Linked DNA regions of Mus musculus: all the other regions are linked to region 1. The links are chromatin loops, found by intact Hi-C in ENCODE. Cell type or tissue: heart. All regions are shown on one strand. Each heading gives the region's core, and the rest is flanking DNA. Links, peaks and the distances in the headings are about the cores only.

Evidence for each region. A loop is a pair of places that touch in the nucleus more often than their neighbours do. Peaks named below come from ENCODE experiments on the same cell type or tissue, not always from the same donor. Only the 100,000 strongest peaks of a DNase experiment are listed, where the experiment ranks them.
Region 2: a loop joins it to region 1, with 2.1 times the contacts of the local background. A loop is called at or near these places in 2 of 42 quality-filtered maps.
Region 3: a loop joins it to region 1, with 8 times the contacts of the local background. A loop is called at or near these places in 20 of 42 quality-filtered maps.

Annotation. Positions count from the first base shown.
Region 1 is chr4:114,343,647-114,348,840 of GRCm38, forward strand. Gm40228 (a long non-coding RNA gene) reads right to left here and starts at 2,977. Exons shown (of 4, transcript XR_868021.1): 1 at 2,929-2,977. In heart, for the core only: a CTCF peak has its summit at 2,592 (motif pointing right); no DNase peak of the experiment used is centred there; H3K27me3 peaks cover 2,585 bases.
Region 2 is chr4:114,470,167-114,475,360 of GRCm38, forward strand. All of the region lies in intron 2 of Trabd2b (TraB domain containing 2B), which reads left to right. Among named protein-coding and RNA genes, the nearest start is that of Gm33710, 48 kb to the left of the region's middle. In heart, for the core only: a CTCF peak has its summit at 2,125; a DNase peak (open chromatin) is centred at 2,135; H3K27me3 peaks cover 3,685 bases.
Region 3 is chr4:114,633,192-114,638,385 of GRCm38, forward strand. The region is part of intron 1 of Gm33655 (a long non-coding RNA gene); the gene reads right to left. Among named protein-coding and RNA genes, the nearest start is that of Gm12829, 45 kb to the right of the region's middle. In heart, for the core only: CTCF peaks have their summits at 987 (motif pointing left), 2,865 (motif pointing left) and 4,162; a DNase peak (open chromatin) is centred at 2,880; H3K27me3 peaks cover 3,243 bases.

The sequences.
Region 1 (5,194 bases), core at 418-4,417:
GACTGGTGTCTGGCTCTGCCTTCTGCTTGTATTCCTTTTGTGAGTTTCTCAGCCTTTCTAACATTCCATTTCCCCACTGGAACTGAATAGTAGGGCTGGGTAATTCTCCAAAAGCCTCTCCAACGGATGCTCCAGAATGCTCAGTTGGCGGTGACCCAGCACCCCTATTTCACACCTCTATAATTACCCACCTGCATGCCTTTTATTATAGAGATGGGGGTGGGGTGGGGCTCATTAAATAAAGGGCAAAAGGAAATTGCTGGCTTGCCAAAATGACATTGCTGGCATTAACTAGATTAATGTCTGAAATGAAAAGCCCACAAAAGCAAACACAAAGAAGCAAAACCAAAACAGAGAAGCAACCATAGCTTCCGCTGGGGGGCTTCATGGTCACCTGCTCCAGCCTGTCTGACCCTGCAAATCAATCTTTCCTTACAGGATAGGTCAGTAGAGTCACTCCTGTCTTCCCAAAGCTTAGTGACCTCAAAAGTCATTATCCTCCAAGAGTGACCTCAAGGTTCATTATCCTGGGCACTAAGTCCCAGGCTAGAGTTGAAGAGGTGAACAGACAATATGCACAGCATGAAAGCTGGGACAGGAAAGACAAGGCTGAGGATTCTCCAGTTCCTGAGATTTAGAGCAGTAGTCTCTAAGCTGAGTGATGAGTTGTTCCATAGACGGTTTCTGCACAGGGCCTTCTGGGTAGAGGGAAGAAGATGAAGACAGAAGCATGAAGGGGCACACTTCTGCAAGGCTGAAGCATTGAGGGAGGGGATAACACTATTCCACTGTAGCTTCTTCTGGCCATACACCTACCCCAAAATATCAAACTGCAATGCCAATCCCCATGCTGAGTCACAGTGCCAACACCCACAAACATCTATTAAGTAGTCATGGGAGGAAACTGCTGCCAGATGGATTGCTGGTGCCTACCAGTTCTGAGACACAAAGCAGACCATGGGCAACAAGATCAAGACATTAGCCAGTTTGCAGTATTGACACTCCGAAGAGATGCCATGATCCTAAGGTAGAGGACCAGCCCCGCCCACGGCTCCCCGCTGCTCCAGTGGTGGCCATCATGCAGTTGTGGGACCTATTCTACCTTGCCTCAAAGGGTATGCTATGGCCAGATTGAGAATGGAGACTATGGGGAAGCATAAGCATATAGGAAAGCTTCCTCTAGTTGACTCAGCATCCCCAGGTCCTTATAGTAGATAACTACTTGCTAGCCTCTGCACTCAGATCTAAATCCTTGCTCCCAAGCACCACAACAGGCCTGCCATTGGGACTTTGTTTTGTCCCTGTAGACACATACTCTTGGGTTGTGCTATGAATCCAGCCATTAGAGGATGGTCTTTAATTAAAAGCCACAACTTCTGTAATGCCTTGAACCCTTAGACACCAGAGCTGTCACATCAACAGCTCAAGGGACATTCTTAACATGACTTACATTACCAGCTGCTTATGCCAGAGTCACTTAGGATGCTTCCTTCTGAAGAGTAACAATCTAATAGCATAGCCACAGACATACTACTGAGTATATGCCGTGGTAGAGGGCCATCCTGCACCCTCTCAAACCTCAACAAATTACAAGTAAGTCCAGGCTACCAGCACATGCATAGGTCAGTCCTGGTCAGGATCACCCATGCCAGACTAGGTCACTGGGTATTAATCATTGCCAAAAGAGCAGTTAAACTAAAAACCAATTCATTAAAGATTAAGCTTCACCTCCAAACCCCTCAGGGAAGGGGAGCTGTGGCTGGGTAGCCATGGCCTGCTCTGGGAGGTCACCAACTGTGAAAGTTTTCTCAGAGAGCCTATAATGAGGAGTTGGGTAGCCTGGGCTCCAGTCCTGACTCCAGTTTGAACTTGCTGAGGAACACTGGGTGTGCCCATTCTGCATTCAGAGTTCTAATTTCTTCCCTAGGAAAATGGAGAAAACTTCACTGGGTTTGCCATCCTGAGGGTAATATACATGCTTGCCCTTCTCTCTCTCTCTCTGAAAACCCAGGTTGTCTAATTGCAATTGCAATATTGAGACCGTGGAGACTTAGCAATGAGTTACCACTCCACCCTGAGGTATAGAGGGCAGGATCTCAGACCTACCCTTCTTGCTCCCCATACTAAACAGACTGCATTGCTCACTCTAAAAGCATGCCTGCTTCTTTCTCTGGGACAAGTTTTTAGCTAAGTCCTCTGAGTTCATTCATCCACAAGAAAAAAGTCCTTATTTAATATATTCTTGGAACTGCCATTTGGATTATCCTAGTGGGGTCAGTGAAGACACAGGACCTTCACGAATCAAGATCTAATGTTGAAGTGATGATCTAATATAGAATGAAGCAAGCAATGACTGATACTGAATATCATGGGCTGTGTATGCAGCTGGTAGTGTGATAGCCCCAGAGATCTCCTGGTGGCCCTCCATGGAAATGGCACCATTAGCATTCTGGATTGCAACAAACAGATTCTGTTCCAATGGGATGTGTGAAGCAAGGTAAGAGAGATATTGAACTTGGTAACTGAACCTCACTTCTTCCCTTGCTCTTTGACCATTTTATAAAATGAGTCTACTCACTTCTTCGCCTGTAGATGGCAGCACGGCCCCCTTTCTCCAAGAGGAACCTTGATTTCCCTTGAGAACAAGTGCCTCAAGAGGGTAAAGTGCAGAGATAAAAATGAGATAAATTTGCCCCACAGCAAACATTCTCACATGTGTAAAATGTAACAAATGTGAATTTGCCAAACTTCTGAAGCCTCACTCCAATTGTGAAATAGCCTTTCCAAGACTCTAGCAAGATTCCACAAATCACCAAACATTTTCTAAGGGAACATTATATGGAATCTATGGCACAGTCAGCACCCACAGAGCCCAGCTTGGAAACTCCAGAGCAAGAGAGATACTACTCATGATCCTAGAACAGCTACCTTCTTCCCAGCCTGTTCTGCACCAGCATCTCATCCTGGAACTTTCACAGACATTGCCTCCAGTTCTCTAGTGCCAAGTCCTCACCTTGTGCCCTGAGCACTGCTAAGTTGGTTACACCATGTCATGCCTTTGTGACCCATAATCCTGACATCTGACTTTACCATGAGAAAACAATGAACTGAGGAGTTTCTTGGGCTGGAAATGTAGTTTTATGGGTAGAGTACTTGCCTAGCATATAGGAAGCCTTGCTTTTGATCCCAAGAACCATATAAACCAGGTATGGTAGCAGACACTTCCACCTCTAGCACTCAGGAAGATGAAGCAAGGGAACTGAGCGTTGAGGGTCATCCTAGGCTGCATAGAAAGTTCTAGGCCAGCCTAAAATATACGACAGTGTCTCAAACAAGCAATAACAACAACAGAAAGTGTTAACTCTCCAGACTAGCCAGTTGTTACCTTACACAAATGGGAAACTGAAGAAGGTAGAGCATTCCACTCAAGGTCACATGGTAAGAGCCATATAAACAGGGCAAAGAGCCTGGTCTGCTGCTGAAGGAAGAGTTTACAGAAGCTGAAAGCCAATGCAGTATTGGGGAGTCGTGCCAGATTAGGCTCATATCCAAATCGTCCCTCTGAATAGTTTGCCTACTCTCTAAGAAAGCCTTGGAGAAGTACTCAGGCATGTCCTACAGCCATGTACTACCCAGAGAAAGCGAGTTCACTTTATCAAGTTCCTTCATTTTGCTTAGCATCCCCCCCCCCCACCCTGGGGAGGGTGGAGACAGTCTGATAAGATAGTGACAGAAAACATGCCTAAAGTCTAAATGTTCTCCTGCAGGTAATATTATTAATAATTATTTTACTATTATCCTCATCACCTTTCCTGGTTATTAACTACCTGTTACCCATCATGGATCTGTCATTTAGGAATTTCTTTATCCCTTTTGTGGACTTGTTTATACTCCCAGTCAGCAGCACCTCTCTAACTTTTGATCCCTATCCCAGCCCAAGTTTCTACAGGCTAAGTCCTCATATTTTAATGGATTTTTCTTTTTTTATTATTAGGTATTTTCCTCATTTACATTTCCAATGCTATTCCAAAAGTCCCCCCATACCCCCACACCTCCTCCCCACCCACTCCCACTTTTTGGCCCTGGCGTTCCCCTGTACTGGGGCATATAAAGTTTGCAAGTCCAATGGGCCTCTCTTTCCAGTGATGGCCGACTAGGCCATCTTTTGATACACATGCAGCTAGAGTCAAGAGCTCTGGGGTACTGGTTAGTTCATAACGTTGTTCCACCCATAGGGTTGCAGATCCCTTCAGCTCCTTGGGTATTTTCTCTAGCTCCTCCATTGGGGGCCCTGTGATCCATCCAATAGCTGACTGTGAGCATCCACTTCTATGTTTGCCAGGGACTGGCATCGCCTCACAAGAGACAGCTATATCAGGGTCCTTTCAGCAAAATCTTGCTAGTGTATGCAATGGTGTTCTAGTCTCTTTTGTGGGTTCCATCATAATCAGATGAAACTCTCTGCAATATAGATTCATCTCCTCCTCTGGGTGGGAGAGATGTCCCAAGGAACAGAAGAAAGATATAAACTTTCCACTCCCAACCCATGACCTCCAAACCCAGAAGGCCTGTATAAGAAAAGACTAGGTCGGTCTTCTTAACCATCTCAGCTAAGACTAAGACCAGAGCCCAGACCCTACTGCCCTGAAGAGAATCCAAGGTCCAGGATACTATTTATTCTCCAAGCCTACTGTCCTCTTCACATGAGATACAAGAGACCAGGAAACCTTTCTCAAACACATTATACAAAGCCAAAAAACATGGAGAGAACACAGTCTACTCAGAATCTACTTTGGTCTGGGTTCTACAGAGTTCAGGTTCAGTTAGATAATATGCCTGCCACTTTCGGGATATTCACCCTTAAATAAAACCAAAGCATAAACAAACTCTATATACAGTGAGATTGACTAAAATCTTAAATAGAAAATATATGGAAAGCAGAAGTTTAGGGAAGGTCCTGACTATCCTTACTTGGGATAACCTAGGAAGACCTAAAGGCTGGAAAAATGGCTAATATGGTGAAGTGTTTAATTTACAGACATGATTATATATGAGTGTAATATCCAGAACCTGGGAAGGGAAAAACCTTGTGTGCTGAGGGTCTACGGGTAAATTTATGGAGCTTTGTCCAAAGCAGCCAGGCTAGCCAAGTTGGTGAGCTCCAGGTTCAATGAGATGCCTGCTTTAGAAAATA
Region 2 (5,194 bases), core at 461-4,460, 130 kb after region 1:
TCTGTGGCCTCCTAAGCAACCCCTGGAGACCTGCAGAAACAGTGTTTTACTCCCATACTGAATCCTCCCCCCAAAACAAACATAGCCACTGCCAAGAGCCTTCAGGACTTGCAATGAAAAACAGGTGTCTCCTGGAGACCTGTCAGCCAGGCACAGAAACTTGGGGTCACTACCTGGGGAGAGGGAAGAGGAATGGCAGCAAGGCACGCCATACACCTGCAGCTCCTAGAGTCCAGCTTCAGGGGCATCAGCCCCTTGTGTCATAGGAAACTGCCTCCTACACTGCTCCCAGGAGTCAGAGCATCAGGATACCCTTACTCAGCATGGGCAGATACACAAAGACAGATACACGGCTCTGTTTCCCCCTCACGTCTCTGACTCACCAAAGTGAAGGGGTGTTTGGTATCTGCAGTCACCTAGCTGAGGATCCTTCCTTACCTACTGTACTTCATTTTTCTTCTTGGAGTCTAACAGAACTCATCCTGTCAATGAGGTTTTGAGCCTGCTGTGGGATGATAGCTTAGAGGTGTATGTGTGGACCCCAGGGATCCTACCTGGGCTCCAGCAACCACAATTGACAGGCTGTATAAAACCTTAAGCAGAGCATTGCTAGCTTCCCATCTCTGCTTACCCAACCTCCTGAGGCAGTTCCATGGTGGCAGTGCCTCTACTCTCCTGCACAACTCACCCGACCTCTGCTTCTCCCAACCTTTAGGTAAGATGTCTTGTCTGCCTGCAAAGCTTTGTCCAGTCATCTTATTCCTTTTTGTATGGAAGACATGTTTACTGAGCATCTGCCGTGTACCAGACACTGTTCTCAACACATGGTCATGCCTGGCATCCCGTGCTTACTGGCATCCCTGTTTACTGACCCATAGATGTGTCTACCCACCTTGAAGTGTTTATCTGTGTCCTGGAGTAGGCTTTTTTCATGCTTGCATGACCTATAACTGAGCTTCTGGTGGTAGAGACTGTGTAACCACTTCTATACCCAGGGCATTGGGCACAAAGGACTATACCTGCCTAGTTCACTTCTGATTCTCCAGCATCCCACCTACATCCTAGTATACTCAGGGTCCCGTCAGTGCACACCAGAAAAGAAATGGAGTGGAGTGGAGAGATGGCTCAGCAGTTAAGAACACTAGCTGTTCTTCCAGAAGAACTGAGTTCAATGGAGTATTCTTACAAGCCCTGCATGTTCACCTCATGGCCCTTGCAGGAAAGGTTTATCTCCTGTCACCTATTCTCATCCTCCTACACTGAGACTCTGTAGAGGGGCCAGGTTCCTATCCCCTGAGTAGCTTGTCTTGGGAGGAGCCCAGGCCAATAGGTGCTATAGCAATCATCTCTATTTGTCCTGGAGCCAGTTTCTTGCTCCCCAGCCCTCACCTCTGATTTCAATTATCCAATTGCACATTGCTGCTGAAACTGCCTCCAAGCAAAGGAGCTTGCCTGGCTCTGCCTTCATTATTTCCCACATCCCTTCACCTTGCACTCAGCTCTTGGCTACCCTAAAACACCCCTGCTCTCCTCCCCTCCTCTCCTAGCTCAGCCAAGTCATGAGCACTCTGGACTCTCCCAGATGCCTTTGCCTCTAACTCCACCCTCTCACATATCTACAATAAACCTGCCCAGCCACCATTAGTTAGGACCAGTCATTTTTTCCTCTCCTTTTTATTTCTATTTTTTTCCCCATCCAGTGAGCACTCCACTGGATTTGCAGGACCCAGGTGAGTATCACTCTCCTATTAGAAATGCTGTCAGTTTTCATGGCTTCAGGTGGCGCTTGAGTTACTCCCAAGCATACTACTTCCAGCAGGGACAACCTCTGGAAGCTTTGTCCATTCCCTGGTGTGGAGAATGAGAGGGACAGAGAAACCAGAGAACTGAGGCCTAGCATAGAGAGGTGAGGCATAGCAGGAACAAAACTACTGTCCCTAAGTATCCACCAGGCTGTCCTGTAGCAGAGAAGACAGTGTCACAGAAGCTGGAACTAGCCCAGTGGGCAAAGAGCAAAGTGAGACAGTGGCTGCTCGGTGTCCGCAGAGCAGCTGCCCTGGCGCTTGGATGTGGTGATCAGCAACCTACTGCAAAGTAAGAGGTGGCCTGGCCCCTGCTGGGAACTGCTGGGAAAGCACCCCAGATTCTAGGAGAGGGAATGCCTTGGAGGTCCTGGGCTGCCTCCTAGCTTCCCTGGTCCAGATGAGTCATCCCTGCTGAGCCTGGCTCAGCCCTGTCCTATGGGGATAGGAATGGCTAGGTTGTGTGAAGTGCTTTCTCCTGGGGCATGCTGACCCTGAGAACATGGGACAGTGCCCCTGCCCACAATAACCGAGACAAGGTTCCCAGGTCACTTCAGCCCTGGGGCTGCCCCGTCCTCACCCCCTCCCCCAAGCACACCAACCCCTCCCCGTGAGTTGGCACTCTACTGCTCCAGGAAATGTTGTTACAAATTTTTTTTTCCACAAAAGCACATGCTGGATTTTCCATGCCACCTCCAGCACATTTTCGGGAAGTCCCAGGTGGTTGGGATAGCGGCTGAGACCCTCCAGAAAGGCCAAAGATCCAACAAACTGAAAGAAGGCTGGCTTTTATTTAGTCATAAGTACATATACGTCTCAACTTTTGAATACTGGAAAGGAAAAAAAAAAAAAAAGTCCAGCAAACCAAAAAAACACACACATCGCTTTGCTTTGGAGGGTAATTACTCTGAATTCAGTTAAACCAACTTGCTCTAGCTAACTAGATTAGTTTACATCTTGTGGTAGAAAAAGAAATACAAATTACTTAGATTGCAATAAACCATGTTTTTCTAACTAAGTAGATTAGTTTATATCTTGTGGCAAGAAACGAGGAGAACGGCTCAGCAAAGCCTGGTGCTTGCTCGTGCCCACTTGCTAAGTTCAGGGCAGGCTGTTTGCTAGGTGACCTCTAGCCTCTGATCCCCCAGGTCTCCCTCGCCCACTTCTTCCAAGAAATGCTAAGAACTGGGCCTGGGGAGAAGAATAAAAAACACATTGAGCCCAACCTCCCTGAGGATGACGCCAGAGCACTGAGGCTGCGCACTGTGTACAGACTCTGTTCTCTCCAGCAAAGCATCGCCTGTAACTCCTACTGTGTGCAGCCAGAGCCTGGGCCTGAGGGAATGGGACCAGCTGTTTGAACGTGAGGCACCAATGCCACCTAGGGCGCATACTTATCTTGTGCTTGACTGACACCGTTTTGAGACTGGAAATAATTTATAAATTAGGGGTTCCTCATCATTTTGTTCCAGAACTTGCAAATTATGTAGCTGATCCTAAAGGACAGACATGGGCGGAAGGAGGAGGGGACTGCCCTCAGGAGTGTGGTTTCCTGGAGGACACAAAGTAGTAACAAGAGTCCATGTTCACCAATGGAACAGGAACCATGGGGACATACAAATGGATGTCATCCGTGTGTGACTTTCTTTCTTTTAGGGAACACACCAGGAAGCCCTGTCCCTAGTGAATCCAGCAGATTCAATGACTTGGTGAATCTTTGACTTGTTTTCTAGTTTGTTTTTTCATTTTGTTTTTTTCCTAAGAAGAAAGATACTTGCTGCCTGAGGTCTGTGCCTTTCTATCAGCTCTGTCCTGTCTATTATATCTGATGCCTTCTGTCATAGGAAAGGTTCATGGTGGGGTGGGCTCTGCAGTTATAACTGTCAAGCACTGAGCAGTTTTTGAGGTGTCTAGTTTTTTTGTGGATGGGGTGTACAGAGTTGTTCCCCCAAGGGTCACTTCAATATAGAAAGTCATTTTACCCAACAGAATACCACCCATGTATTATTACACCACACTGAGGCTTGGTCTCATCTAACTGTCACAGAGACCTTGTAAGTCTGTTAAAAAGAATATGAATTTGATTTACAAGCAGAGTGGTTTTATGTCAGACACTTATATTTCCTCTTGTGAAAATCCTGGCTGAGAGTGTGCTCTGCTCCGGGAGGCTGGGAATGGTTTGGAGTCCTTTTTCTTGCTTCTGCTGCCAGGCGTTTTGGCGTTTTCTGCAGTGCAAGGTGGTCCAGCCTCCTGTCTGCATTCCAGACCTAGGGAAGAAAAGCAGAACTTGGGGTTGGACTCATGAGCCTTCTAGCACCCATTGCAACAGCTCAGTCACTTGGTTACTCTTATCTTCAAGCTCACTTCTAGGTGGCTATGTTTCTGGATAAACATGGGGAGAGCTACAAGGAGGCTAGATGTGTGGGTGAAAGGACAGTGCATACATGCCGTATGCTTTAGGTTTGAGGTAGTTGAGTTTTGTAAATAATCAACAGTTCACATATGAGAAGATAGTGAGAGAAAGCTCTGTGGTTTACTTATTTATCATTCAGGATTTGTGGATTTGGAGAGAAAGCCTCTGAGCTTCCATTAAATGCTCATGCCTCCAGTGCCATCATAGAACTTTGTCAGCTTATCATTGCTGCTTCAGTTTGGTGGACAGTAGTCAGGCCAACCTGGAAACACAAGCTGTGGGGCTGAGAGGAGTCAAGGCTAGGGAGTCAAGATAGGCCTTCTAAGGAAGGCCTGTTCCTGGGACCCCAGAGTAAGATGGGTTGGGGTTATTGTCTAGCCCCTTGTTCTCAGGCAGGCCACCTAAACTCTCCACATGGATTTCCTTTCCTTCCCAGCGAGGCCCACAGCATGTGCACACCCAGCAGAAGAGAAGCACAGTAAGGGTGAGCTGAGGGCCATCACTAGGGACAACATCACAGGCCGTGAGGCAGGCTTCACAGTAGGAAGTTAGAGGCTGTGGCAGCAGATGAGGCGGTAATAGTTTAGAAGGAAGGCCCTTCCTCATGCTGGCTCTTCTCTTGGCCTGGACTATGCCCATTTTCTAGAAGCTGAGGTTGTACAGAGCAGTCTCAGGGATGGCTGCCTTGTATACCTGGGATACACGGGACATCTCTGTCCCTCCTCCCAAACCATTTCTACTAGTGAACTGACATCATGTGGTCTATAGGAACTGTTGCATCCCCACTGGGATACTGGTAGTATTTGGATCTTTGGACCCATCTGGCTCTTACTCATTATGGCTTGAGGACAAGTTTGAGAGGGTTGGAGGTGGAAAGGCTTCAGATAGGACTTGGAGGGAAAGTGGATGGAGGGGCAGCAGAGTATGGAGAAAGGGAAAATAGGAGACCAGGCAGAAGCCAACCTAGGAAAACCAGGCT
Region 3 (5,194 bases), core at 461-4,460, 290 kb after region 1:
TGCCCACTGCACTCACATGGATACCTAACCTGACACAGGGCTCACGGAATCCTTTGAAATCCGTTATCCATTGGATCTGATAACTTCCTCAGAAACGTGCCATTCCCCATGCCCTCTTCACGTCTGCACTGGGCAGACCACTGGTGGGACCTCTACAGCAAGCTGTGGGTGTTACTCTCCTGTCAGATATTAGCCTCCACTGGGCTTCAGTGTCCAACAGCCCCAGTTCATCTTTCTTGTCCCTGACTTCTTGCCCTCCTTACAGTATCCATTCCATACCTTGCCCCTCTCCACAACCCCTGACACCCTGCAGTATCTTTCAGCTTTGTTTGCAACCTTGCTTTCTACTTCACAGTAAAACCAAACCCCTCTGATGAAAACCTCTCCTCCTCTGCTCACAAACCCACCCCATCTTTCTCTGCTTCTGCTTCTCTTCCAATACTTCCCCTCCAGCTGAGAAAAGATCTTCTCTCCCACTCCTTTTCAGAGTTCACATCGTCCCTTTTCCCTTTCCTTAACTGATCCCTCCAAGCAGATCATGAGCAGCAACATTTAACCATGCACCAGTCTTTTACACCTTAAAAATAAATCCTTTCCTGGACCCAGCAGCCCCTCCCAGTTGCTGTTGCTGTGAGGTTTCTTAGCTATGATTTGGACAAAAATAAATCAAAGATGCTGGAACACATCACAAAACTATACAAAACTGTTCATAGCTGCCTTAGTCAGAATAGCCAAACATTGGACATGACTTTAATTCCCACAGTGAGTGGAGAAATGTGTGATAAACAGTGGATACTCCATGCATGAGGGCTGAATTGCTACTGCAGACCCACATACTTTCTGCGGGGAGCATACATTTCCCTCTACTCAAAATGGAGGGAAAGAAGTCAGATACAACACTCCGAGTTTGTATAAAATTCTCAAGCAGGCAAACTAACAGATCTATCTAGCAAGACGCCCCCTGGGGGCAGGGATTTAGAAAGAAACTGGATGCAAAGGGGTACAAAGTACCTTCTAGGGGTGATGGACATACACAGGCTGATTGGAACAGTGATCCCATTGGCCTATGCATTTCTCAAAACTCACTGGATGACACCACGTTCACATTGACTTAAACATGAGAGACCCACCCTTCCAAATTCAGCTTGCTAAAGTCACCAGCAGCATCTCTGTCAATCTAACAAGCATGTTCATGTGCTAGCCACTCTCCCCTAAAACTCCCATCTTCTCCAAGTTTCTGGGGCTCCATCTCATCTTCAGTTCACTTCTTCCCTTTCTGTCCAGCCTACTTCAGGAGAACACCTTCATCTGTCCCCCTAAAACACGAAGCTCCTCAAGGCCCACCCAGAGCTGTCTTCCCCAGTCCACATTTCTTACTGGTGACTCATGGTGATTTCCCTAGGCCATTCCTCCAAGCTTCGGACCTGTTTAGCATCTGCACTTTAGAAGACTCTAAAGCCATACACTGCATTCTTCTCTTCCTTCTAGAATAACAGAGGAAAAGGCCTTATGGATCCTACAGAGGGAGAGAAACATCTCAGCTTTAGCCCCTTTTGAAGACTGCTTGAGTATCTGGCCACAAGCCTGCTTTGTAAAACTCGCATCAATATAAATCCTTGGGAAATGGACCCTGGTAAACATTTGGGTCAAAATATCAAACGTACTCCTGCAGAATCCCACCCACAGAGCCATAGCCACCAGAGCAAAGTCCACCTTGAGGAAAGCCACACTAGTCTGATGGTACCTGATGCCAGCACGCTCCTCACAAGAAAGAAGAAGCAGAGTGGACGCACCGTCATATAGCAGGCAGGCCCTCAATGATCCAGTGTGATGATCACACCTACTGCTGAGAGAAGGCCCCCTCTTTACATGGCCTTGCCTGCTCCTGAGCCAAGGAAGGAATAATGGGGTGAGAAGGTGACAGTCCCTCCAAAAGTATCAAAAGTGGCTGGTCTTCTCATCCAAATCTGATCATTTTCCAAAGGCTACTGCCTCTGCGATGTCACTGATACCAGTTCCTCTCGGTGCCGATGTCAGGTGTCCATTCATACCAAGAGTCTTCAGTCCCCAGTTGTCATTCTCTGGGACTCGTCTCTCCCAACCAGTCCCACAGTCCCTTCACTTAAATAACTATACTGCCTGATACACAGTCTCCTCACTGGTGACCCCCTAGGCCATTTCCATCCTTAAACCAAAGAAAGCTTTTCAACGAACAACTCTGTACCCAGCTCCTACCTTGCTCGGAGCCCGCAACTGCTTTCGGTACTCTCAGGATAAAGGCAAAAATCTTGTGTTGTGTCAGCTAAAAATCCCCTCCCACATGTCCAGCTGACTCCTTTCAGCACAGACCTCTGTAGCTAGGCTCCCTCCCTCATCTCTCTCTTCTTGTTCACTCTCAGCATCTTCAAACCTCAGCTCTACAGGACAACCATTCTTAGCCATGTGTTCTCACAGATTAGCTCAACACTTTCACCCCTGGCCCCTAGCATCTGTCTCAAACATACCGTTGCCTATTCACACAAGGGTCAACTAATGCTGGCCATTCTTGTTTCTTATAAGCTACATGGTTTCAGGGGTGCAGCTGCTCAGCCCACCACTTTATCTGTATCACACCATGACAGACCTCGGGTGGAACTTAGTAAATGCTCATTGGGTGACTGAGTGAATAGATGAATGAGACCTTAGTCTAGTTTGTCTTTTCTGAACCAAGCACAAGCTGTGGCCTCCTCCCTAGTCGTTACCTTTCTGCATCTGCTTCATCACATTCGTTTTCTTTTATTTCTTTCTCTCCCAAATTTCCAGTAGCTTTACCCAAACACCTCAGCCTAAAACTTTTGCAGCCACAGTGCCACCTAGAGTCCACCCATGAGATGGGCCAGTAGCCAGAAAGTCCTGACTAGTCCAACCCAGTTCTGCTCTGTACTGCTCTGTACTATATTCTGAATCTATCTTCACCTCTTGATGCTGCACTTTTCTGGCTTTGAGATGACGTTGTTCCCTCAGTCCCCTACGTGCCCCATGGAGACTTTAAGCAGTGCAAGGAAGAATGTGGGTGGGACTTCCAGTGGTATCTTCCTCTGGCATCCCGCATGCCTGCCCTTTCCTGCAACTCCATCATTCTGTTCCTTTCCATTCACCTTTAGCCAATCATTTAACAGATATTACAATGTCACAATTGTTTAGTGAGAAGCAATCATGGTTAAGGGCCCATGCAAGATCTCAAATTTAACTTGCTGTCGCCAAGGAGATCATTCAAGAGAAAACAGTTGCTTCTCTTATGCAAAACTGCCAGCTTTTCTCTAAAATTATCATCCCTACTCTGCAGTTTAGATCAAGTATTTTTAAAGTCCACATGGTGATCCCATCACCAGATGCCCACACATAAGGATGCAAAGCACATCAAGGAGTATAATGGTAAGTAGGCAGAAACAACCACCCTGCCCCACCATTGAAGAATGGTGGGTAGCTGTGGCATGTGCAGCTCCATGCATAAGAGTATGTGGTACATCAAAGCATAATAGAAAGTAAGCAGAAACAGCTAACCTGTCCCACAAATGAAAACTGGATAAGTAATTATGGGATGTGCAACCTCTAAAATTAATGCACAGGAGTGTTTTTACCATAACACGAAAGCTGCTTTGTATGCTAAGTTCAGAAAAAAAATACAGAACTTTAACTTGTATGCAAAGTGTTGTCTCCACCATGTAAAATAACAAAAGGTGTGGAAAAATCTAGTACAGCAAGATATTCTCAGTAGTTATCCTGGGGGGAGGGTCTTGTTTTCAAAAATCTCCATAGTGAGTTTAGTTTAACTCACAGTAAAGTGTTACAATAAATCTGAAAGAAAAATTAATATGAACTATATATAATAAACATATATTTGCGTAGTTTTCTGAATAATCTTTCAGAGACTCAAAATGTCTCCAGACATTTCTTCTCCAGAGTTCTGAGGTCTTCTGAGACTTCCCAGATTCAAAGTCAGGAAACTCAGGAGCCTCTGCATAGCCAGGGCCTCAGCCAGCATCTTCTGGGTGCTTAGCAATATGGTTGGACCCCAGTGATAGGGAAGAGACCTCACCTGCTGTGCTGCAAAGGAAGCCTCATCTCAGTCTTGCTTGACTGCTTCTCCTCACCATTGCTTTGAGACTCTCTTCAGCGACACCTTGTGTTGTGATCGTGTAATCACACAACAGGCACTGAGTGGGTCTCTGTAGAACCAGGCACCAGGTAAAACATTAGAAATCTGCTGAATCCGAATCCCTCCATGCTTGGTGCTTGCAATTACCCTGCTTCATTTAAGCTTCACTCAATGAGGAAGAGGAGGAGGAGGAGGAGGAAAAGGAGGAGGAGGAGGATAGCACTATTATAACCATTTATAGAGAAGAGAAGAGAAGAGAAGAGAAGAGAAGAGAAGAGAAGAGAAGAGAAGAGAAGAGAAGAGAGGAGAGGAGAGGAGGGGAGGGGAGGGGAGGGGAGGGGAGGGGAGGGGAGGGGAGGGGAGGGGAGGGGAGGGGAGGGGAGAGGAGAGGAGAGGAGAGGAGAGGAGAGGAGAGGAGAGGAGAGGATTCTGGAATAACACTAATAGAATACTGGGGTTTTTTTCTAAGTTATCTCTCACCGGATACAAAGATGGATTAGTATTAAGAATTGTACTAATAGGAATTAGTATGGGTGAGGAGTTGTGGATTCCTCAGAAAGTTGCACATAGTACTACTGGAAGATCCAGCAATACCTCTCCTGGGCATATACCCAGAAGATGCTCTAACATGTAATAAGGCCACATGCTCCACTATGTTCATAGCAGCCTTATTTATAATAGCCAGAAGCTGGAAAGAACCCAGATGTCCAGAGGACAACAGAAAACAACAGAGGAATAGATACAGAAAATGTGGTACATTTACACTTAGCTATTTAAAACAATGAATTTAGGAAATTCTAAGGCAAATGGATGGATCTGAAGGCTATCATCCTGAAATAACCCAATCACAAAAGAACACATGATATGTACTCTCTGATAAGTGGATATTAACCCAAAAGCTCAGAATACCCAAGATACAATTTGCAAAACACATGAAACTCAAGCAAAAGGAAGACCAAAGTATGGATACTTCGATCCTTCTTAGAAGAGGAAACAAAATACCCATGGAAGGAGTTACAGAGACAAAGTGTGAAGCAGAGACTGAAGGAATTACTA